Linked DNA regions of Mus musculus: regions 1, 2, 4 and 5 are each linked to region 3. Evidence: chromatin loops called from intact Hi-C (ENCODE). Cell type or tissue: heart. All regions are shown on one strand. Region 1 holds the start of Zfand2a (zinc finger, AN1-type domain 2A). Region 2 has its middle 7.1 kb from the start of 3110082I17Rik. Region 3 overlaps 3110082I17Rik (RIKEN cDNA 3110082I17 gene). Region 4 holds the start of Gm26285 (a small nuclear RNA gene). Region 5 has its middle 18 kb from the start of 4930500L23Rik.

Evidence for each region. Hi-C counts contacts between places; a loop is a spot of excess contacts. Peaks named below come from ENCODE experiments on the same cell type or tissue, not always from the same donor. Only the 100,000 strongest peaks of a DNase experiment are listed, where the experiment ranks them.
Region 1: a loop joins it to region 3, with 2.3 times the contacts of the local background. A loop is called at or near these places in 2 of 42 quality-filtered maps.
Region 2: it touches region 3 in a loop (5-fold over the local background); 20 of 42 quality-filtered maps call a loop at or near these places.
Region 4: a loop joins it to region 3, with 3 times the contacts of the local background. A loop is called at or near these places in 5 of 42 quality-filtered maps.
Region 5: it touches region 3 in a loop (8-fold over the local background); 16 of 42 quality-filtered maps call a loop at or near these places.

What each region holds. Positions count from the first base shown.
Region 1 is chr5:139,481,581-139,486,580 of GRCm38, forward strand. It overlaps Zfand2a (zinc finger, AN1-type domain 2A), which reads right to left and starts at 2,911. Exons shown (of 7, transcript NM_001159908.1): 1 at 2,697-2,911; 2 at 1,122-1,217; 3 at 386-480. The coding sequence starts at 1,176. In heart, no CTCF peak of the experiment used is centred here; a DNase peak (open chromatin) is centred at 2,961; H3K4me3 peaks cover 1,825 bases; H3K27ac peaks cover 1,404 bases.
Region 2 is chr5:139,465,107-139,470,106 of GRCm38, forward strand. No RefSeq gene overlaps it. Among named protein-coding and RNA genes, the nearest start is that of 3110082I17Rik, 7.1 kb to the left of the region's middle. In heart, a CTCF peak has its summit at 3,091; a DNase peak (open chromatin) is centred at 6.
Region 3 is chr5:139,362,721-139,367,720 of GRCm38, forward strand. 3110082I17Rik (RIKEN cDNA 3110082I17 gene) reads right to left here. Exons shown (of 5, transcript NM_028469.3): 3 at 1,253-1,443. Among named protein-coding and RNA genes, the nearest start is that of Mir339, 4.5 kb to the right of the region's middle. In heart, no CTCF peak of the experiment used is centred here; DNase peaks (open chromatin) are centred at 2,031, 3,301 and 3,993; H3K4me3 peaks cover 672 bases; H3K27ac peaks cover 2,006 bases.
Region 4 is chr5:139,443,147-139,448,146 of GRCm38, forward strand. All of the region lies in intron 2 of 3110082I17Rik (RIKEN cDNA 3110082I17 gene), which reads right to left. It overlaps Gm26285 (a small nuclear RNA gene), which reads left to right and starts at 453; the gene lies at 453-559. In heart, a CTCF peak has its summit at 2,314; no DNase peak of the experiment used is centred here; H3K27ac peaks cover 5 bases.
Region 5 is chr5:139,503,309-139,508,308 of GRCm38, forward strand. No RefSeq gene overlaps it. Among named protein-coding and RNA genes, the nearest start is that of 4930500L23Rik, 18 kb to the right of the region's middle. In heart, a CTCF peak has its summit at 1,976 (motif pointing left); a DNase peak (open chromatin) is centred at 1,963; H3K27me3 peaks cover 2,221 bases.

The DNA.
Region 1 (5,000 bases), 120 kb after region 3:
TAGAAGAAAAGCTACTTCCAACAGAGGGAACTATTGCTTATCCTGAGGTAGAAAGGTACCTGCCCTGGGGTCAGGAAGCCAGAAGACTTCAGCAGGGGATGCTCAGCCAGTGGGGAAGCTGAACTGGGAACTCCAGCTGAGTCTGCCAACCTCCCCAGTCTGTTTCTGCAGGATGTTCCGAGCGCCAATAATACCCACCTACCCATCCATCTAGCTCTCTACCTACTTTTCTGCTTGTTTTTACTTTGGCTTGCCATATGTACGTAACAAACCCACCCGTTCAAAACTCAAAGCGCGGCCATCACAGACCATGCTCTGGCCTGCACAGAACAGCTGGATGGAAGAGCTGTAGCCGCGCAGTCCAGACCCCAGCATGACATGTTACCTTCTTGAACGCAAAGGGACACTTATGACCCACGTAGGAAAAATGGTCTTTACAGAAATCTTGTTTACAGGCGTCGCATGTTATTGGCAGAAAATCTAAAAAACAAAAATCAGGATAAAACGGTAAGTCCTCTGAAGAACTGGAGTCTGAGAGACAGACACATCCCGGAGGTGGCACATGTGAGAGAAAACAACTTTGGGCCATAAAATTAAGAAACAAACAAACAAACAAACAAACACCACAAACAAACAAACAAACAACCCAGACAGGGTCCTATTTAGTGCAGGCTGTCCTGGAACTCATATGTAGCCTAGGAGGACCTTGAATCTCTGCTCCTCCTGCCTGCACCTCTCCAGAGCTTCAGACATGCTGGACACGTGCTGTACCACCTGAGCAACAACCCCAGTCCCAAAGGTAGAAATGCAGGAAGGTCAAGAGACAATGAAGGCCCCACAAATGTCTTCACGTCTTTTCAACACAGATATCATCTCTTGTGGCATCGCAACCATCCAAGCTGCCTTTGTTATCTGCAAAGCCCTGGTGGCTATTGCGTGGCCTTAAGGGGTCATTAACTTGCAATTCTGAGCAGACCCTGTGTTCCTGCACCAGAGTTTTCATGCTGAGAAGCTAAACCAGGACAGAGGCCAACTAGCGAGAGAGTGCACCAGCCAGGTGTCCTCCGCAGAGCAGCCAATGTAATGCTGTTTCCCTAGCAAGAGCCCCCAAAAGTTCTTACCTAGCTGTTTGCAAGTTGGTTCTGAACAGTGCTTCCCCAAGTCAGGAAACTCCATTATAAATGCTGTCCAAAAACACAGATGTATTTAAGTATCACCTGTGGGAATTAGAAGAGAATGAGGTTCTGAGTTGGACCCCAGGGCCTGTCACCTGCAGCCAAAGAGCACAGAGAAGCTATTTGTGAGAAGCACGGGAAACCCAAACCATCCTGGGGCCATGGGAAAGACTGCCATCTCATAAATTCTCAGCAAAGAGCAAAGTGGTCGTTTCATCATAAATACCAAGCCTTGGGTTAATAAGAGAATGCTCTGCGTAGCATGTGGGAGGGGGAAGTTCTAGGTTCAATCCCCAGCTCTGGCAAAAACAAAACAAATGTGGTGAGAGAAAGAAAGGCTTCCCGTATGGAGTCCATAGCTGCCACTGAAAATTATGGTCTCCTTGGAACTCAAGCTGCAGTCTCAACTCCTCAATACACTTGTTGACATCAACAAGATTCGGTGCCAGGTGCTAAGTGGCATCAGTTGACTATGCTCCCCAGAGTAGGCTGTCCCTTGCCTCTCCCTCCCTCATGCCTTCAGTTTTACTTTGTGCACACGCCATAATGACATCAGGCCAGGGCCGATCAAGGCAAGCGGCACTTTAATTAACCACAAGAAACAGACAAGCAGAGAGGCTGGCATCCCGGAGACCAGGCTTGAAGCAAAGTCTCCTCCAAGTCCTGTCACCTATCAAATGACTCGAAACTCTTGCACTTTCCACAGGTCAAGTCCCCAAAGAGCTTTTCACATCTTTCTATTACTTTCTCTGCTGGGAACTTCTTATCTACTCCTTGTTGAGAACTCTCAGGCTTCAGAAGACATCTATTTGACTTGTCAAGGACCAGTCTACAGTGTCACTTCCTCAAACGTCACCTCTAACACCTCTAAGCCAATTCACTTCCCACCCTTCCCCCTTCCTTTCCTACTGCATTTAGTGGTTAGGGTGGATCTCATTCCTGTCGGGGAGGAAACCTTTTAAGTCGTGCACAACAGAATCCGCATTATGAAATGTTTTTGTTCAAAGCAAGCAGCACGTGACGTATTACCAAATGACCACCGACTGTTTCTTTTCTCCCCCCCCCCTTTTTTAAACAGGGGGCCGGGGGCCTAGGACAGACGCTATTTTGTAGTGCTGGCTGTCCCTTAACCCGTTTTGTAGATCACTTTGGCTATCAACTCGGAGATCCGCCTGTCTCTGCCTCTGGAGTGCAGGGATTAAAGGCACGAGCCACCATGCCCTGCTAGTAGACTGTTTCATGAAAGTGTGTCTCACTACTTAGCTCAGGTTAGCCTGGAGCTTGTGATCTAATAACTCAACTCCCCAGCGCTGAGACTACAGGCCTGCAACAACCACTATGCCTGGCTGCCGCGACAATGGCTCAGGGCAGTTGACCTGGGGATGTGAGATGTCACTGTGCTGAGACAGTAACTCCTTGATGGCCAGGCCACGAGAAATCACAGCGCGGAGACGCCAGCCCCTAGTTCACCAGCTCCCCGGGCCCCAGCGGCCCGCAACCACACCGGTACCTGGCACTCACGGGTAGTCAGAGGCGGAGACAGACAAGCGGTGCCCTTTGTGGTTATCCCGGTGACACCGCAGTAGAAACTGCAGCTCCAATCGCCGCGAAGCGCCCGACTTCTCTCAAGGCCGGAAAGCGTAGCATTGCCCCTGCAGCAGCCTGGGCCATTTATCCCCAGCCGACAGATCCAGAGTCATACATCCTGGGCGTTCCCGGCGCGCTCTGATGACGCCACACCAACACCAACCAATCCCCTAACATCTAGAGTCGGCCCGCCAGCGCGCCCAAAATGTCATCGAAGGCCAGCCAATTCCTTCGTGTTATGACCCCCAGAGGGCTGGGCGCCGTGATGACGTCACTTACATGTCACCAATCCAGCAGTTCTACGGCCTTTTCGTCCCTCCCTATCCCCCCGCCTATTTTCTAGAACAGTCAGGCAACATCTCTAGCTTAGGCTGAGTCGTGGTGAGGCAGCTCTGGGTGAGGTGACAGGCTTGCCTGTACCTGAGAGCCTGAGACAGGACCCGGCCGGACGTGAGAATCCTGTGTCTCAGTAGGAGTTCCCTGAGGGCTGGGATCGCGGTATGCACAGATTGATGGCCCATTTGTGAAGCTGTAAGGATCCCAGGACTCGGGGAGGCAGAACGCCAGGGACAGGTCATCTGAACAAACATGCCTTGGAAAAGTGAGGTCCAGTCTACAGAAGAATTACAAGATGATACCCAAAATGCCTGTATCTCTGTTACCAGAGTTGCTGGAGCACGGACTATGCATGTGATTTAAGAAAGATGTTCAGGGCTGGTGAGATGGCTCGGTGGGTAAGAGCACCCGACTGCTCTTCCGAAGGTCAGGAGTTCAAATCCCAGCAACCACATGGTGGCTCACAACCATCCGTAATGAGATCTGACTCCGTCTTCTGGAGTGTCTGAGGACAGCTACAGTGTACTTTAAATAAATAAATAAATAAATAAATCTTAAAAAAAAAAAAAGAAAAAAAAGAAGAAGAAGAAAGAAAGAAAGAAAGATGTTCAAGCCGGGCGGTGGTGGCGCATGCCTTTAATCCCAGCACTCGGGAGGCAGAGGCAGGCGGATTTCTGAGTTTGAGGCCAGCCTGGTCTACAAAGTGAGTTCCAGGACAGCCAGGGCTACACAGAGAAACCCTGTCTCGAAAAAAACCAAAAAAAAAAAAAAAAAAGAAAGAAAGATGTTCAAGTGTTGCTGACCCAAGCTCGAGAATACCAAAGATCTGTGGGCTAGGCTAATAGACCCAGAATACTACTGCTCTGTCCTGATTATTTATGTTTTTAATTAATTATTTATTTATTTCTCAATCTGACATAAACTGAGAAGAGGAGACCACAGTTCAGGAAATAACCTCTATAAGATTGGCCTAGGAAGTACTTTTAAGTTAGTCATTAATATGGAAGGGCTGAGCTCCTTGCGAGTAGTACCACCCCTAGGCTGATTATCCTAGGTGCTATAAGAAAGTAAAAATCAGGCCAGTTGGATGTGTACACCTATAATCGCAGCATGTGGGAAGCAGAGGCAGGTGGCTCTCCTAGTTCTTGTCCAGCTTGGCCAACATTACTTTTTGCTTTGTTTTTTAAAAAAGATTTATTTACATGAGTACACTGTAGTTGTCTTCAGATACATATCAGAGGAGTGCATCGGATCCCACTACAGATGGCTGTGAGCCACCATGCAGTTGCTGGGAATTGAACTCAGGACCTCTGGAAGAATAGTCAGTGCCGGCCGGGCGTGGTAGCGCACGCCTTTAATACCAGCACTCGGGAGGCAGAGGCAGGCGGATTACTGAGTTCGAGGCTAGCCTGGTCTACAAAGTGAGCTCCAGGACAGCCAGGGCTATACAGAGACCCTGTCTCAAAAGAACCAAAAGAAAAAATAATAATAATAGTCAGTGCTCTTAACCCCTGAGCCATCTCTCCAGCCCCCTAGCCAACATTACATAGCAAGTTCCAGGACATCCAGGGCTACGTAGAAAGACCATCTCAAAAAAAAAAAGGAGGAGGAGGAGGAGCAAGCTAGTATGTAGTGGTCCTCCACAGCTTCTGCTTCAGTTACTGCCTCCAGATTCTTTCCCTGTTTGAGTTCCTTCTGTGACTGCCTCAATGATAGACTGTTCCCTGAAGTGTAAGAGTTGCTTTTGGTCATGGTTGGCCAAAGACAGCCCCCCACCCCCAGAACCATTTGACAAAACCAGAGTTGGAATTTGAGAGTCTTTATTAAGCTGGCCAGTGACTGCCTGAAGAGAAAGAGTTCTTACAGAGCAGCCCCAGTTGCTCTCTTCAGGAAGCTTAAAGG
Region 2 (5,000 bases), 100 kb after region 3:
CAGCACTGCTGACTCAGACAGACTGCATCCTCCTAGCCACGTGCTAAGACTCTCTGGCCCAAACTCAAATGGAATAAAACTGGCTTTTCTTTCCTTTCCTTGTTCCCTTAATTATTTATTTGTTTGTTTGTTGTTGTTGTTGTTGAGGTCCCAGAATCACCTCACAAAATCCATGAACACCGATCTCAGTTTGCCAGGGAGAGTTTACTGAGCACACACCCCAGGACTGGTCATCCAGGGCCATGGTCCAGATTCGGGAACTGAACCGTGACCCCAACTTAAGATCCTACAGGGTTCTTAAGCCCAACATCCAGAAACATCTGTGCCAAGTTATTCCACCAATCAGAACTTAGGGATAGGGGATTTCATTAGCAACGTGTCTTTGTTGTACACTTATCTATCCTGCTCCCAGTGGTTGGGGTATTCAACTATGACAGGGGACTTGCCTTGTCTAATATTTATGTCCTAACTTGCCAGCCAGGATGTCAGTTACTCACACACATGTCTCTTTCTGCCAAGTAGGATGTCAGTTCCCAAGGAAGTCTTGGAAACTTAAACGTTACTGGACCACTACTCAAAATGGAAGTTTTATTCCAAGTAGTTTCTTACATTGGTGCAGGTGTCTCTCTTATATTGGGGTCCATCCCAGGGGCAGTTTATAAAAGCAACTACCATAAAAGCTCAAATATGGGTGCAGGAAGTGCTGTAGGGTGGTTGGTTCCAGTCCAAGCTTATTGTGGGTAACAATACAAAACAGTTCTACTGACTTCTATCATGACTGGTTTCCAAGGGCACAGAACATAACAGCATATCTAATCAATCTTGGCATTATAAAGTTTCCTAGTAACAGCAGAAACATATGAGAACACTTCCTTATAGTGGCAGACTAGCCAGGTAACAGTTACCTAGGCCTCCACAGTTGTCTGTATGCATGCATGCAATATGTGTGTGTGTAGATGCCAGAAGACAGTGAACAGCTTCTTCAGAGAAGAACTAACAGCCACGCACTCCAGTCCCTTAGTGATATGATTACAAATTATTTTTTAATTATTTATTTAGTATGTGTGCACATGTACACATGCCTACCAAGATGCCTGTGTGGAGGTCAGAGGACAACTTGAAGGGATTGTGTGATGGCTATACTTGGTTATCAACTTGACTACATCTGAAATTAACTTAAAAACCCCCAAAACAGTCCAGCAGTGGTAGCACTTGAGAGGAACAGGTAGGTAGATCTCTGTGAGTTCCAGGACAGCCAGGGGTACACAGATAAGTTCTTTCTCAAAAAACCAAACCAACCAAACCAAACCAAAGCAAAAACATAAATGGGGCACATCTGTGAGGGATTTTAAACTGTGTATAAATGTGGTGGCCTATGGGAAGTGGCACTATTAGGAGGTGTGGTCTTGCTATAATAGGTGTGGCCTTGTTGAAGGAAGTGTGTCACTGTGTAGGCAGGCTCTGAGGTCTCCTAGTGCTCAGCCTCCACCCAGTGAGGATGATAGTCTCTTTCTGGCTGCCTTTGGATCAAGACGTAGAACTCTCAGCTCCTCCTCCAGCACGTCTGCCTACACAATGCAATACTTTCTACCATGATGATAACAAATTAAACCTCTGAGCCTGTAAGCCAGCCCCAATTAAATGCTTGCTTTTGTAAGAGTTGCCTTGGTCATGGTGTCTCTTCATAGCAGTAAAACAGTAACTAAGACAGTGGGTGTCTGTGTGTGGTGATGTGCACTAGTGTAGGTGCCCACAGAGGCCAGAGGGGTCAGATTCCCTGAAGCTCAGTTAACTTCCTGATGTGGGTACTGGGAGTCAAACTTGGGTCCCTTGGAAGAGCAGTTGTGGTGAGTTGATGTGGTTGTGCTCTCAACCCCCGAGCCAGGGAAATAAAACAAGCCACTCCTTATCTCAGACAAGAAGCCAGGCCAGCTTCCCCTCTCACACTCCTCTCAAGACCTTGGGCATGTGGGCCAGGGAGTGGCTCAGGGCATAAAGTGTTTGCTGCACAAGTGTGGGAACACGAGTTCAGATCCCCAGGATCCAAGTGAACAAGTTGGCGGGCAAGGCGGCTGCCTGTAATCCCAGTGCTCAGAAGGCAGAGACAGAGTTCAGGACAACCTGGCTAGCCAGACTAGTTGAATCAGTGAACTCTGGGTTCAACTGAGAGAGCCTGACTCAGTGAATAAAGTAGAAAGTGATCAAGGGAAGATGCCTTATATCAACTTCTAACCTATATGCACTCACACACACATACATACCGCACACACACATATATGTACACATATACACATATACACACCACACATGCATACAAACACATACATACACACATGTGTACATACATACACATATGTACACCATACACACAGACTCTCAAACATACATATATGCATATACATATACTTACATACACACACATGCATACCATATACACACACACACGAAAAAAGAGGGCTTGCGAGATGGCTCAGCAGGTAAGAGCACTGACTGCTCTTCCAAAGGTCCTGAGTTCAAATCCCAGCAACTACATGGTGGCTCACAACCACCCGTAATGAGATCTGACACCCTCTTCTGGTGTGTCTGAAGTCAGCTACAGTGTACTTATGTATAATAATAAATAAATCTGTGGGCTGGAGCAAGCAGGAACTGAGCAAGCGAAGTTAACCAGAGTGAGCGGAGTTGAGGAGAGCCAATGGGACCGACAGGAGTGAGCAGAGGTCCTAAAAATTCAATTCCCAACAACCATACGAAGGCTCACAACCATCTGTTCAGCTACAGTGTACCATATACATAAAATAAATAAATAAATAAATCTTTAAAAAAAGATAGTAGTAAGCCAGAGAGGACATCAAAATCCCCCCCTTTCAAGCTTGTATTGGGAAAGGAAGTCTAGTTCACCCACAGAGCCACTTCCCAACCTGATTTTGGAGCTGAGGAACAGAAGAGATGCTTGTTAGTCTGTAGCTATGGAAGTGAGGTGAGGGATGGCTGCTCAGACCCAGTCTTCAGGACACTACCCAGCTTCAGTGCCTCCCAGGGCCTGTGGCTCTGTCAACCTCCGTTCCAATGAAGGCTTTTTGGTGACATCTTGTGAAAAGGACGGAAACTGCACCTCATGCTCCAATGGCAAGCTGCTGTTCCTAGTTTCTCTCTGAAAGAGAGCCAGGCTGTGAGCCTCACCCAAGGACGCACTAGCTGTGACAGTGAAAGTCAGTTCAGAAGAGAGACGGCAGCCAAGACATGGAGGACACCCCTTCCCAAAGCCACGTCTCTGAGTTTAAGGTGCCAAAGCAATTGCCGACATATCTGTCCCACTAGAGACAGAACGACACCTTTAGTTAATGCGACAGCCTATGTCAAGCATAGATCCCAAGCTTCTCCACAAAAGTGAGGTGACTCTTGCCTGGAATCCCAGAACTCCAGCACTCGAGAGGTTGAGGTGGAGGTGGCATGTGCCTTTAATCCATCCTAGCACTCAGCAGACAGATCTCTGTGATTCAAGGTCAGCCTGGTCTACAGAGTGAGCTCTAGGACAGCCAGGGCTACACAGAGAAACCCTGTCTTGGGAAAACAAACAACAAACCAAACCAAAAACGAATAACAACTAAAAACCAAACCAAACCAACCCCCCCCCCCATAAAGCTGCTTCCAGGGCTGTAGAGAGCTCCAAGGTTAAGAGCACTTGCTGCTCTTCCAGGGACCTGGGTTCAGTTCTGAGCACCTACATGGTGGCTCGTGTGCACTGTCATTTCTAGGAGATATGACACCCTCTTCTGACCTTCAAAGACAGCAGGTACATACAGGTGAACAGACATATATACTGGTGAAACATGCAGATACACACACACACACAAATACAGGTTGAATTTACACTCTGGGGGTGCAGGGCTATAATTGACTGGCAGGTGGACAGTGACACATTTGAACAGTCTGGTGAACTACTGGGCTGTGCCCACTGATACAGTGTCTGGGCAGTCCTGTCAGCAGCAACAGGGATAGGGTTCCATTCTGTTAATTTGTAGCAGCCCAAGGAATTTCTTTAAATCTTTTTTATTTCCATTTTTAAAAAAAATTGTGTGCTTTTTCTCTTTTTTTAAGATTTATTATTATATGTAAGTACACGATAGCTGTACGTATACACTATACGCACCAGAAGAGGGCACCAGATCTCATTATGGGTGGTTGTGAGCCACCATGTGGTTGCTGGGATTTGAACTCAGGATCTTGGGAAGAGCAGTCAGTGCTCTTACCCACTGAGCCATCTCACCAGCGCCCCCCCCTTAAGATTTATTGTTTATATATGTAAGTACACTGTAGCTGTCTTCAAACATATCAGGAGAGGGTGCCAGATCCCATTACAGATGGTTGTGAGCCATCATATGGTTTCTGGGTTTGAACTCAGGACCTCCAGAAGAGCAGTCGGTGCTCTTAACCGCTGAGTCAACTCTCGCCCCAGCCCTGCTCACTCAGGCCCAAGTGCGTGCCTTTTCAGAACAGGGCTTCTCCTGACCTGAAACTTGATTTATAGATCAGGCTGGCCTTGAACTCACAAAGATCCGCTTGCCTCCGCTTCCCAAACGCTGAGATTAAAGGCATGCACCACCATTTATATATAATTTTAGGTATATGAGTGTTTTCTGCATGCTGTGTACCTTGGCATGCAGTGCTTGCAGAGACCAGAGGAGGGCATCAATTTCTCCAGAACTGGAATCTCAGATGGTTGCTAGCCATCATGTGGGTGCTGGGATTCGAACCTCTAGAAGAGCAGCCAGTGCTCAGAGCCATCTTTCCAGCCCCAAATTTCTTTAAATCTTTTAGGGACCTTGATTCAGGTAAAACCAGATCTTAGGCTTCAATGCAGAAAAGTATCTCAGGACAAGCCGATGAGAAGCAGAGTTTATCAAAAGTAGAAAGTGGGCTGGAGGCTGAAGCTGCTCACTTGCCCAGCCTGGGTGAAACCATGGGTTCCATCACCAGCACTTCTTAGTGGTAGAAGG
Region 3 (5,000 bases):
TCAACTGCCACCTGGGCCCGGGCTACAGTCCTGACAGAGACATTACCCAGCCTACAATGAAGGAGTTGCCGCACCGTACTTGATCTGATTCCCAGAAGGTACTGTGCTAAGGCCCACTGGCCTCTGTGGTCTTCCAGAGCACTCTGGGACTGAGGCTTGTTTTGGCTTATGAGCCTGTGGGTGGGAATCTCCACGCCCCTTCCTGAACCTTTACCTGCTTTAAGTGATCCTCATGTGCCACGGGCACCGGACAGCAGGGCCGGGAGGAACACTGGTTCTAACAGAAGGCCACTCTCTAGCTCATCCAGTGGCAAGGAATTCTGCTACGGCCCCAGCTTTGGGGTGAAGGACAGCCCTCTGCCTCTACAGCTCCTGCCAAAGCACCTTTCCACAAGGTTGCATCTGGGTCCCCTTGATCTGCCTAAAAGCTGATCTAACTGGGAGACAGGCTGCTCTCTCCACTGTGGCCTCTGCCTCCTGCATGGAGGGTGCTGAGCCTGAGCACTCTCTAGAGATATGCGTGTTCATATGTACATGCACACAGAATTAAAAATAAGGTTGCCTGCTATGATTGATGGCACACATCTTTAATCCCAGCACTCGGGAGGCAGAGGCAGGCGGATCTCTGAGTTCGAGGCCAGCCTGGTCTACAAAGTGAGTTCCAGGACAGCCAGGGCTACACAGAGAAACCCTGCCTAAAAACATTTTTGTATTCTTCTTCTTCTTCTTCTTTTTTTTTTTTTTTTTTTGCTTTAAATATTTTTAGTTATTCTTAACTGTGCCTGCTGAGGCCAGAAGAGGGCATCAAATTGTGAGCTGCCATGTGGATGCTGGGAATTGAACCCAGATCCTCTGGGAGAACAACCAGTGTTCTTAACCATTGAGCCATCTCTCCAGCTCCAAAAGAAATCTTAAAAACAAAACACCTAGGAAGAGCCCTAGTTGAAGGTTTGTCACAGTCTGCAGTCTCCTGTGGTTTAGGGCTGGGTCATCATGCCACCTAGAATGCCTGTCTTCAGTGCTCAGTCATGAGTGGGGTGCGTCTGGACACACAGTAGCCACAGGACACCTCCACAGGGTAAAGAGAAGAGGGGATGTGCTTGCAGGCAGTTCTGTGGATACAGAGCTGGGCAGGCAGGGGCCTCCCCAGTACCTGGGCTGGACCACTCTTACCCCTGCTACAATGGACCAGCTTCTACCCAGTGCCATGGGCAGTGGCAGGATGTACTGGATTCAGCACAATAGTGCTTACCCTTGGAGGTACTCCAGAGCCAGGGTGGCAGCCGAGGGCTTGGCTGGCAGCGTCTGAACCTTGGCAGTCTGTGTAGCAGCGATGCCCGCCTCCCTCAGCCGTTTCTTCTCTTCCTTCTTCCGTTCCTTCTTCAGTTTCCTTTCCAAGACTCTCCTCTCCTCTGGGGACAACTCAGGGCTGGCCTCCTGCACCTGAAAGACAAGGACAGGCTGTCAAGCTGGGCGTGGGTATGGCTCTAAGACAAAACACTGCTCACCCACTCTTCTATTCACAGCTCAGAGGCTGATCTACCTGACAGGTTTCAAGTGGACGGACCACAGTCCCATTCCTTCATGGTTTCCTGAGCCTTGTGCAGTACCCACAGCAGCCATTAGAGGGCAGCAGCCCCATGGACATCTTGTCTGTTCTTTTCTGGAACAGTTCTTGGCTGTTGGCTCCAGCCAGTCCTGAAGACCCAGGTGGGGGCTGACATGGTCTCCATTGCTAGGGACACCTCTCAGTGAAGACCCTGTAGAGTGGGACCTCGGCTATGGTGGGGCTCTGGCCTTGTGAAGCAGCACTTCTGGAGGCATCTTGCCCAGGAAGCCCACAACCTGCCCTCTCCCTCCCTCTCAGAGGAGCAAAGTGGTGGACAGCACCACGGAGGGAGGCGTTCAGCAGGGCCCAGCACGGTCAGCCCACTTTGTCTTTCCTGGAAAAAGCAGAACCAGTGTTGATTCCGATGTAGCTGGAAACCCGGAAAGGGTGTGGGGACATGGTGAGGAACCCAAGCACGCCACCCGAGCCTTTCCAGGAAGGGCGAGCTCCCCCTGATTCCAGGTTCCTGTTAGTTCCAGCCCCAGGGCAGAGTAACAAGACACAGCAAACAGAAGCGCTCCCTCCTCCCAGGGAAGCCTTACCCACAATTCGGTCACCTGACACCCATGTCTGCTCAGAAAAGAGCAGTTCCTCCCCAGTCCACAGAGGAGCTGGCCAGCGGGGGTTCTAGAGGCTACATTAGGACACCCTTCTCCTCCGCAAGGTAGCCTCCTCCTGAGGCCCAAGGCAAACGCTTGCTTCCCTCCCTCACAGTCACCCTGTATTTCCTCAGCTGGAGAGGTCCCAATTTGAGGAGGCATCCTGGGCAGGGTGCCTGAGGGCCCTCTGGGGACAAGGAAAGGAGTTTGGGGGGTTAACTTAGGCCCAGGGATAGAAGGGGAGTCTGGTTGCCCTGGCTACCAGCTCCGACTAGCTCTGGCCAAGTCCCAGAGGCTGTGTGGCTGAGTGTTTGTATAAACTGCAGCAATGGGAAAAAAAAGCAGACAGCCACCCTACACCACCCCACCCCCACCCCCGGGGCTGGCAGGCCTGCCTCTGACCCCACAACCACATGGGGTGGGGATGCACAGAGCCACCAGGGCCAAGGTCCATCAAAGGAGAAGACAGGCAGTGGAGTAGTGAGATGATGATCTGGGGAGGGGGGTATTAGCCTCCCACTGTCTATAAGACATGACCTCAGCAACCCCAGGCCAGGATCCTGGTCTTAGGGTCTAAAGATGCTGTCTGCAGACACCTGCTGAGAGGCCTATCACACACACTACAAGCTCTGAGGACTGGCTGAAGTCTCCGGGGGCTCTGCAGCCTGTGTGTCCTCCAGGAAGGAGAGCCATGGTTCCTGGATCGAGTTGGTACAAGAGAGACAAGGTGCCACCAAGATCATAATCGTGGAATTCAGTCTCTGTTGAGGCTAGCACAGATACTGCAGGAACCCAACTCTGGGGGGGGGGGGGAGGGAGAGAAGGAGGGAGGGAGGGAGGGAGGGGGGAGAGGGAGGGGGAGGGGGAGGGGGAGGGAAAAAGGGAGGGAGAAAGGGAGGGAGGGGGAGGGAGGGAGAGGGGGGGAGGGAGGGGGAGAGGGAGAGAGAGAGAGAGGGAGGCAGGCTGACTGAGTGCATGAGGCCCTGGTCAGGTCAGTATGCAATCCCAGGTGCTGGGATCTCTCACATGGGGAACTGAGTCCCTGCCCCTGCCCCTGCTGGGAATGAGCCACATGGCAGACTCTGTTATGCAACTTCCCCCATCTTCAGAAACTACAAGAATAGATCCCCACTTCTGCTAAATGGGCTCTGACTTCTCTCTTCAGAGACCCCACCATGCTGTCTCTGGCACTGGGTTTGAACTCTTGGAGGATCCACCAAGCCTTTGCCTGCTTGCTCATGTCAGCAACTCTTTTAATCCAGCAGCGGTTCTCAACCTGTGGGTCACAAACCCCCAACCAATGGGACCGCCCCGCCACCCCCCGCCCGCTAGTCACATTACAGTTCTTGATAGTAGCAAAACTACAGTGAGGAAGTATTAATCAAATTAATTTTCTGGAGGTGGGGTCACCACAACATGTATCAAAGCACTGCAGCATCAGGAAGGCAGGCTGAAAACCACTGCTCTACAGTGACCGATCACAGTGTTCCCCCGAAATGCCTCCCGCCCCAAAACCTAACACTGCCTTTCCACTGGATCTCTGAGGGGGATCATGCTGGCCCTTGTGGAGACTGTAGAGGGAGGTCTCTATCTGTAGCCACTGAAGAAACCACATCCCAGTGCCATCACTCTGTCGTTTGGGATTTGACAGAGAGAGAAAGGACACATCAAAGTTAGGCAATGGGAGCTGGGGCTGGGGCTCAGTTGGTACAGTGTTTGCCTAGCATGCAGACACTGGCTTCTAGCCCCAGCATTGCATAACCCAGGCAACGTGGAACACTTGCCCATCCTAGTACCGCGTATTGGCGGTGGGATTCCAAACACACACCGCCACAGTCAGCTTTCAGGGGGCTCTCATGGGATCTGACCCCGGTCCTCCTGCTTGTCGGGCAAGCGCTGGACTGACAGCCGTCTCTCCACCTCCTGTTTCTTTTTTGTCGTTGTTGTTGTTACTTTTTAAAATATTTACTTATGTGCATAGATGTTCTGCCCACATATATGTACACGCATGTGTGTGCCTGGTACCCTCTGATGTCAGAAGTGGGTGTCAGGTCCCCTGAAACTGGAGTTATTGGAGAACGGGATGGTTTGGTCACATGGGTACTGGTGTTGAGACTGGATCCTCTGGAAGAGGGACAAGTGCTCTAAACTGAGACCCCCATCTTTCCAGCCCCCTGGTTTTCAAAGAGGAACTTGGTACGTGGCCCAGGCTGGCACTTCTCCTGTCTCTGTAGCCTCTGGAGTCCCGGGATTAGAGCTGCCCTCTTTTCCAGCTCTTTTTTAAAAGAGAGGTAGGGTGTGGCACACACATGCTGGGTGGAGATGGCTCGGTGGGTTAGAGCACTTGTTGCTCTTACAGAGGACCTGGGTTTGGTTCTCAGCACCCACATGGTAGCTCTCAATCATTTGTAATTGTAGCTCCAGAGGGCCCAAAGTCCTCTTCTGAACTCTGGGTACATATGTAATGCTCATTCAGGCATGCATATAAAACATGCACACTGGCCTGAGCGAATGCTGCACCCACGGAGGGTCCTTGTATGGATGGTGGGCTCAGCTCTTTGCTGTCCCTACCAAAGCCAAGGAAGGCTGACACTTTGGGGCCAGTGCAGCATCAGCAGTCTCCCAAATGGCACACCCTGAGGGTTCCTCCACCCACATCTCCATCACCACTCATGGTTTGCACTGATCCAGGGCTGGCGGAGCAGGCAGCCTCTGTCCCATGCTAACAGGCAAGGCTTGCTGGGTGACTCTGGAGATTGAGAAGAAAACTGGACCATCTCCCAACAGCCTTG
Region 4 (5,000 bases), 80 kb after region 3:
ACCCAGCAAGTGTCCAACAGACCTTTAAGACAGTAACTCCATGGCACACCCACCCAGAGCCAGAGGTACAGCAGGCCTCTGAAATACAGGCTGGATTGGAAACCTGGGCCAGGACGCCATCAAGCTGTGGATCAGATTGCACAAAAGCTGAAGCCACTGGCCCAGGCCACCCAGGCTGCCTCAAAACCGGGATGTGAAGCACCTGGGCTTCTGCAAACAAGACACTTCAGGATGGGCTGCTGGCCCAGGTGTCTAGATGTCACCTCAATCACCTGTTTTGGCAATTAATCTTGACTGTCAACCTAATGGTGTGCAGAACCATCTAGAAGCTGAGCCTCTGGCCACAACTTCAAGGAAAGCATCTAGAGAGGAGAACTTGAGAAAGGCAGACCTGAACATGGGCAGCACATCCCATGAGCTGGGATCCTGGACTGAATAAAAAGGAAAATTCTGTGCTTGCTTTGGCAGCACATATACAAAAATTGGAACGATACCGAGAAGATTAGCATGGCCCCTGCGCAAGGATGACACGCAAATTTGTGAAGCGTTCCATATTTTTAAGAACGAAGACCAAAGTGTGGACACTTCGCCCCTTCCTAGAATTGGGAACAAAGCACCCATGGAAGGAGTTACAGAGACAAAGTTTGGAGCTGAGACAAAAGGAAGGACCATCCAGAGACTGCCCCACCTGGGGGTCCATCCCACAATCAGCCACCAAATGCAGACACTATTGCATACGCCAGCAAGATTTTGCTGAAAGGATCCTGATATAGCTGTCTGTTGTGAGGCTTTGCCAGTGCCTGGCAAACACAAAAGTGGATGCTCAGTCATCTATTGGATGAAACACAGGGGCCCCAATAAAGGAGCTAGAGAAAGCACCCAAGGAGCTTAAGGGGTCTGCAACCCTATAGGTGGAACAACAATATGAACTAACCAGTACCCTGGAGCTCTTGTCTCTAACTGCATATGTAGCATAAGATGGCCACTCGGTCATCACTGGGAAGAGAGGCCCCTTGGTCTTGCAAACTTTATATGCCCCAGTACAGGGGAAACACCAGGGCCAAGAAGTGGGAGTGGGTGGGTAGGAGAGCGGTGGGGGGGAGGGTATAGGGGACTTTCGGCATAGCATTTGAAATGTAAATGAAGTAAATACCTAATAAAAGAATTGGGGGGGGGGGAATTTTAACTTGGCACCAGCACTAATCTCTGCTTGATGTGTAAATGTGACCAGCCATGGCACAGTCCCGCTGCTGTCTCCGGCACTGGAATGGACTGTCCCCTCAGATCAAACAAACCCTTAAGCCGCTCTTGTCAGGTATTCTGTGAACAATTTGAGAGAAGAATCTAATTCCCACACTCAGCCTAAAAAACAACAGAGTTCCAGGGTTGGAGAAAGATGGCTCTCTCCAGCCGAGAGGGCACAGGTTCAAGTACCAGCACCCACATGACAGCATACAGCTCTGCGCGTGTGTGTGTGTGTGTGTGTGTGTGTGTGTGTGTGTGTGTGCGTGCGTGCGTGTGTGTGTGTGTGTGTGTGTGTGTCCAAGTTCTAAACTTATAATCAGCTGTGCTCTAGCCACAGACAATGTCACTGAAAACCCTCAGTGTGAAGACCGAGGTCGGCCACGCCTAAGGAGAAAATGACAAAAATGATAAAACATACAAACATTTTTCTTGCCAAACTTTTCCATGTTTTTGGTATTTTTACAATGGGCTTGTTTTATTTTTAAAAGGGGTGGAAAGCTTTGTTTTGAAAAAAATTAAGAATGTTGTTGCACTGGCACTGGGGGCAGTTGGTAGAGTGTCTAAGCATCACCAGGCCCCAGGTCCCCTGCCTAGCACTGCAGAACCTGGACAGCCCACAGGACGGAGCTCCCTCGACCAACCCAACAAACACAGACATTCAGCAGGGGTTCTGGGAATTGATGGGAGAAGGGTTGGGAGTTCAAGGTCAGCCTTGACTACATGAGATTGTCACAAAAACAAGATGAAAAACTGGTTCAGCAGGTAAAGTACTTGCCGTGCAGGTAGAAGGACCTGAGTCTAGATCCCCAGAACCCACGTTGGGAATGCCAGCACACCTCCAGGGAGATGGGAAGCAGAGACAAGAGAACTGCCGAAGCTTGTAGACCAGACAGCTAGACAGGTAGACATGATAGCGAACACGAACGAACACACACACACACACACACACACACACACACACACAGAGTCATCTCTCCCTCAAATGCATAGATCTATTTCTTCCTCATCAGCTTTGGAGCAGGGAGAGACTGACTCCTCTCCAGAGCTAACTGCAGCAGGCCCCCTTGTGGACTCACCCAGGGCAGGACAGGCCTTTTCAACGCTTGCTCTCCGGCACTGCCCAGTGAAGGGGCAAGCTCCGATCTATGCCAAGGCAAGGCACCCGACATCATTCTCTTTCCACAGAATGATCTGTGGGATTCCAGAGGGGAAAAGGCACAAGGACTTTGTTTTTTATCTCTTTTTGTTTGGCTTCAGGACATGGGAAAAAACACTTCATTCATTAATCTGGTTCCTAGAGACCCAAAACTTCTAGGAACCATCCTCACCACCTGGTGGGTCCTCGGTCCCCACTGTGCAGGCTGCCTAATTAGAACCCTGACCTTCCCTGGAACACTCTGCCTCAGTTTGCTGAGTTCCCACAGAACAAGAGCTTCTACTCGCCTGCCCTGAGGCGGACGGAGTACAGCCTTCTCCCAACAGCACCTCCTTCAGTCAGAAGCTACACCCAACACACACACTTTTCTCCTGGGGGCAGGGGTCCAGTCCCAGACAGGACAGTGACTGGGCCCAGGGGCCACAGAACACCGTGGATGAGCCACAGGAAGCGAGTATGCCTCTCTCTCTCCTTCACATGCCTTGCTGGCCAAATTCCCCTGCCTGGAACTTCTAGGACAAACTTTCTTATTGTATTTAGTGGGGTGGGGGAGGGGTGCCGGCCATCTAGAGTGTACGATGGTCACAACGCAATTCTGCTGAACCAGTTTGGTCTAAGATCAAATTGGGTGGCCAGGCTGGCAGGACAAGGGGCCGCTACCTTCCGATCCCTCTCATCTCCCCCATGTGCCCAGCTGTGTACACGGGCCCTGGAGGTTGGGACTCAGTCCCTCATGGTTCATGCAGCGAACAATGCCCTGGCTAAGCCATCTCTCTAACCCAGTGTCATTCTTCTGACATTCTGCTAATCCATTCAGTGTGTGCAGGTGTGAGCTTACTCCATTCAGTCTGGATATTTGACAGTCTTTCACAAATTCCTCAGACCTCAGCATTGTTGCCTTGAAATCATTGTATCTCTTGGGCCCTGCCCTGCTGGAGAGGTCTCCCCCTTACTCCACCTTTCCTCTCTACCTGCTTGCCCACAGGTCAAGTCACTTCCGCCCATCTGCACTCCACATCCTCACGCTCTCTCCACCGAGCCTTGTCTTGGATCTCACTCTGCTTGTTTCTGATGCCATAATTGTACTTAACTCCCAGGATTTCTATCTGATTCTTCATCAGCCTTACCTCGTCTTCTCTCATCAGCTGGCTTACAAGACGGTTCCCTTCCTACCGTGGAATGTGTTTTTCTGCTGTGAGGGTCTGTGGATTCCCCTGGCCCACACAAAACTTCTCAATTGGCCCTTCCCACTTAGTAGAGATGGGACAAATCTGGGCCCTGTACCAAAACCTGCTACTAGCCCTGGGATCCCAATTCTACTTTAAGTCTTCTATATCTCTGGGGCAGAAAGAAGCTAGAGTTCTGTGATCCACATTTATCTTTTAAGTAATAGATTGTTGAATGCCCCCACAAGGAACAGTGGGCTGGGGTGTAGCCAGGGGACACCTGCATCCTGTAATGCACTCTCCAAAGACCAGACAGGCAGGGGAAACTTGCCGTCCCTTCACTCAGGAGACAGAGACAGGAGGGTCACTAATTCCAGGCCACCCTGGGCTAAAGAATAAAAACTTGTCTCAAAAATGGTGAGGAAGTGGTCCTGGGGAGATATCTTGGCCGGTAAAGCACCTGTGGTATAAGAACAGGCAGCTGAGTTTGGACCCCAAGCAATCAAGTAAAAAAACAAGTGTGTCTGTGCATGGGCCTACAGCCCCAGCACTGGAGAGGTGAAGAGGGAGCCTAGGACTTGCTGGCCAGCTAGCTTAGCCAGTCAGCAAGCCCTGGGTTCAATGAGAGATCCTGTCTCAAAAATAAGATGAAGTCAGCACTTGGGAGGCAGAGGCAGGCGACTTTCTGAGTTCGAGGACAGCCTGGTCTACAGAGTGAGTTCTAGGACAGCCAGGGCTACACAGAAACCCTGTCTCGAAAAACAAAAAACAAAAAACAAAAAAAAAAAAAAGATGAAGTATGATTGAGGAAGACACCCAGCATGAACCTCCATAACTCACACACTCATACACCTATGTACATACACATGAGCATGCACATACAGACAGCTAAAAGAGAAAATAAAGCTGGCTGTGGTCATGCACACGCCTCTCATCTCAGAGAGGCACAGCCAGGCTGGATCTCTCTGAGTTCAAGGCCAGCCTGATCTACGCACCAAGTTCTAACCCAGCCAGAGCTACACAGTAAGATCCTGTCTCAAAAACAAAAACAAAAATAAAAACAAACAAACAAACAAAACCTAAAATAATAATAATAATAAAATGAAATAGAGAGAAGAGTTGAGGGGAGGAGGGAAATGGAACTAGATTCCCCGGTAAATGGAAAGCAGGAATATAGATCTATGTAGGCATATAGTTCCCAGGCTGGTGTGTGGTTCACACTGTCCCACACGCACTATGGTGCACCTGAGGGAGATAGAAGTGCGCTCAATTACTCCTGAGCATTATCTCTGTACTTACTAATTTTTTTTTTTACATCAATCGTATGCAACTCAGGAAAAACAACCACCATTCTCCAATTACAGTGGCTGAGTTGTTCTCTATCAGGCATGAGGAAGCCCGGCACAGAAACATCCCCTAGATGAGCAAGACTC
Region 5 (5,000 bases), 140 kb after region 3:
ATGCCAATGAACACATATGCATGGGCCCCTCCCAACACACATCCTCACATACACAATCACACACACACACTCACATATATAACCACACACACATACACAATCACACACACACACACACACACACACACACATATACAACCACACACACATACACAATCACACACACACATATACAACCACACACACATACACAATCACACACACACACACACACACACACACACACACACACACACTTACCAGCAGAAGACCACACCTTGTTAGCAGCCTATATAAAGGGCATGGAAGAAGGATGCTTGCTCTCTTTGCCTGCTTGCTTTTACTCTTGCCAGAAAGTCTATTCCTCTACTGGCACTACAGCCTGCGTCTTCAGGATTGAACTGAAGACCAAGGGAGGCATCCAGCCCCGTGAATTGAACAACTACTGGATTCTTAGGCTTTTCATTGGTAGAAAGCCATTGTTGGACTAGCTGGACCACAGCCCGTTATATATTATATTATATGTTATATATTACACGAGTGTGTGTGTGTGTGTGTGTGTGTGTGTGTGTGTGTGTGTGTATTCATTCTATAAGTTTTGTTCTCCTAGAGCAGTGATTCTCAACCTTCCTAATGCTGCGACCCTTGAATACAGTTCCTCATGTTGTGGTGACTCCGGCCATACAATTATTTTCATGGCTGTTTCCTAACTATAATCTTGCTGGTGTTATGAATCCCAGTGTAAATATCTGTGTTTTCTAATGGTCTTTGGTGACCCCCGTGAAAGGATGGCTCAACCCTCCCACGGGGGTCAAGACCCACAGTTCTAGAGAACCCGCTCAGAAGATTCCTGTTTATGCAACCCATGTATCAGTAACTTATGTCCCACTGAGTAATATTCCCATTTAGTGATACCACATTTTACTCATTCATTTATCTCTCTCTGGGTAAATCTTTGGATCATTTCTACTTTTTGACTAATATGAAAATACTTTTATAAATCAATAAGCATTTCTTATGTAGGGGGAGTTCAAATTTTGAGACAGAGTCTCACCATGCAGTCCAGGCTAGCTTTGAACTCAGCATCTCCCGTGTCAGCATCCAGAGTGCTGGGAATTGCAGGGCTTTGGGCCACCACAACCACTCAGTAGATATATTCTGAGAGAAGGCATTGATCAGAAGCTCTGCTGAGCTGGATCTCTGTCTTCTAATGGAGAATTTGCTTAAGGCAGGAAATCAGCCGCTTTCTACTGGGCATAATCCATATTGCCGGGCCAGGTGCAGAGCAAGCCCGAGGCTTCTGCAGACCAAAAGTTGTCCCATTCAGTCAGCCCAGTGTCTCCTGAATGAGAGACCCTGGCGGCCAGGAGACCAGAGGTGACCACACCACTGATTCAGAGATAGCCCCTACCAGCGTGGGTAATAGCACTGGCCTGTCATCCAAGCATTAAGGAAGTTGAGGCAGAAGGATTGCATATTTGAAGCTAGCCCGGACTGTATTCCAAGACCCTGTCTTAATACAAAATATGGTTTGGAGACATGGTTCGGTGGTTAAGAGCACTGGTAGCTCTTCCAGAGGACCCAGATCTGATTCCCAGCACCCTCATGGTGGCGCATAACTGTGTGTAACTCCAAATTCCAGGTGATCTGATTCCCTCTTCTGACCTCCACAGGCATGTACGTGGTACCCATACATGTAAGCAAAATACACACGCGCATTAAATTATTTTTTACTTAAAAAGCAAAATAAAAATCCCGAAACAGCTAGTGGGCTGTTGAAGCTAACCTTTTTGAATAAATTCTGAGGTATAAACTACTCATTTCCGGGAATTCAGCCCTGATTGTCTTTTTCTGTGATTAGTTCTTTCTGCTTCTATTCCCCCCCCCCCCCCCCCCCCCCCCGCGCAAAACCTGCAGATAAACAAACAGCGCAGTTCGCACCACGGTGCATCCAACCCATCTCGCGCCTGCCACCTAGTGGCTAGAGACTGGCAGGACACGGGCTCAGATAGATAGCCAGGAGTCAAGGAGGCAGGGCTGCTAATCTTGGGCGCCCAAAGCAAGGACTCACCTTCCTCTGCAGCGGCGGCTAGTCACAGAGTTACCTTCCACCAGGCTAGTCCAGAGCCCAGAGGGGGCTTTGCAAGGGCATGGAGGGCTCCCAACCGCAGGACAGTTGGTCATCAAAATGACTGCTGAGCTATTGATGACCCCTTCCCACTCCTACCTACTTCCCTACATCTCCCTTCCCTTCAGTTCCCATCATTTGAACTCTGTGCTCCATGTGTGCTAACCCCTCCCCTTGGGCTCAGCGTGTGTAGCACTGGCTACAGGTAGTTGCTGGATGGCTGTCCTGATATTGGAAGCCAGCACCAACCACTTAACAGTGTCTCCTGAGAACACAGTGCATGGGAGGCTGGTTGTAGGCTATCAGAGATGACACCTGTCCTACTCTGGTGAACTTGCATTCTAGCTGTGGAGAAGCAGATGATGCTGTCATCCTAAGGAGCCTTAATTCTCAGTGAACCCTTGTCCGCCTCAGTTTCCCTGTCAGGAACCTGAAATAATAAAACCCCTCCACACGGTGTTGTTTCTGGGCATCCCCTTGCACCACCACCCCCGTATGTGTGTGCACATTCCTAGAACCTATCCAAGGGACTTTACTATATCCAGGTCGGGTGGACTTGACCCAATCTCTGACACCCCTAACCCTAGTCCAGCAAACCTGCAGAAGAGGATGCCTTGTCAGGAGCCTGTCTGCAAAATGGGTGGAAGGGGCGAATCCCATCAAATTGGTAGAGCCTCAGTTTCAGATGAGAATAATTTGAACTAAGGGCTCTGCCTGGCAACATAGGTTTTTACCTCCAGCTATTTGCCAAGCTGTGGCAGGACTGGGATACAAAGTGACTTCAATGCCAGTCTGGGCAACTTATGGAAACACTGTCTCAAAAAGTAAAACAGGACTGGGAATGTGACTCATGAATTGAAAGTGTGTGCAGAATCCCCCAGTGAAGGGCTGGGGTGTGGCTCAGTGGTAGAGCATCTGCCTAGAATCCCCCAATGAGGGGTTGGGGGCGTGGCTCAGTGGTAGAGGCCCTGCCTAGAATCCCCCAATGAGGGGCTGGGGGCGTGGCTCATTTGATGAGCACTTTAGTAAAGGGGAGGTTGGGGTGTGGCTCGGTGATACATTGTTCTTCTAGCGTGCTCCAGAACCTGCAAGTGCTTCAGCACCGTTCCTGTCACAGCTCCCTCAGGTCTCTGTCCCTTGTACTTAAAAGTGTCTAAGGAAAACAATTTCATCAGGTACTCTTTACAGTTAGAGAAAGGGTAAGACCCAGTGTCCTGGGCATCTGCTTTTGTCCCCCGGCAGAGTGTTTTTCTGACACTTCACTTTAGCGACTGAATTCTTAAGTGAGAATCAACCTCCCAAATTAAGTCTCTAATTCCCAAGCAAGCCAAGCAGCTATTTTTCTTGCAAATCTTGCATGAACATAATTTAATAGAAGATACAAACTAATAAAATCAGCCCATATATTAGATCCTCTGCACAGTAAAGAAAACAGACGATCTAAGAGACAAATGGGCAGTGTTTCAGCCCAGGGAGAAAGAAAATAAAATAGAAATAAGATGTAAGTTCCATCCTGTGTGTAAATAACTTTAAAGAGAAATAATAAAGATGGCGTCCACCGCTTTTAATGTATTGGGAGATTATTTAATTGCAGGGTAATAAGAGGTGGTACTGCTTCGTGCAGACTTTACACTGGAGACTAACTTTGTTATTATTGTTGTTGCTGCCGTGCTTGGTGGTTTTACCTTGAGATCGGGCTTCCCTACATTTCCTAGACTGACCTTAAACTTCTTAGACCTTAAACTTCTAATCCTCTGCCTTCAGCCAGACTGCTGAGGCTACAGCCTGTGCCACCGTGCCTGGCTTCTAAGTCACCCCTCCTTCCTTCCTCTTTTCTCTTTTTCTTTTAGTGGAGTTAGAAATGGAGCCCATGCTGGGCGTGGTGGCACACTCCTTTAATCCCAGCACTTGGGAGGCAGAGGCAGGCGGATTTCTGAGTTCTAGGCCAACCTGGTCTACAAAGTGAGTTCCAGAGTTCCAGGACAGCCAGAGTTATACAGAGAAACCCTGTCTCGAAAAACCAAAAAAAAAAAAAAAAAAAAAAACAACCAAAAAAACAAAAAGAAAGAAAGAAAGAAAGAAAGAAAGAAAGAAAGAAAGAAAGAAAGAAAGAAAAGAAAGAAAGAAATGGAGCCCACAGCAGCTTACTCTGACACACTCTAAAGCCCAGTTTAGCCTCTGAGTCATGATCCCCCTGCCTCAGCCTCCTGAATAACTGGGAGGACCATCCTGTGTCACCACCACTGGCTTAGTTTCTTCTTTCTTTCTTTCTTTCTTTCTTTCTTTCTTTCTTTCTTTCTCTCTCTCTCTCTCTCTCTCTCTCTCTCTCTCTCTCTCCTCCCTCCCTCCTTCCCTCCCTCCCTCTCTCCCTCCTTTCTTTCTTTTTTCTTTCTTTCTTTCTTTCTTTCTTTCTTTCTTTCTGATTTTGATTTTTATACTGCAATTATTTATTTATTTTATTTGGTTTTTTTGGGGGGGAGGGTGAGGGGTAGGATCTCTCTGTGTAGACCAAGATAGCTTTGAACTCACAGAGATCCACCTGCCTCTTCCTCCTAAGTGCTTCGATTAAATGCATGTGCCACCATATCTGGCTATTTTTATTTATGTATTATTGTGTCTGTACATGTGTGTATGGTGTGTGGAGGGGATAAGAGGTAGCCTGTTGTATGTCTGAAGGCCAGAAGACAACTTTATGTGGGTCCAGAGGTTTGAACTCAGGTTGTCACGCTTGCTCATTGCATTATCTTCTGAGTTAATTCTTTAACCCTTTGGTGTTTTTTTGAAGCAGGGTCTCTGTGGTGGTTTGAATAAGAATGGCCCCACTGAGCTGAGCACAGTAGTGGATGACTTAATCTGAGCATTTAAGAGGGAGAGGCAGGCAGATCTCTCAGCT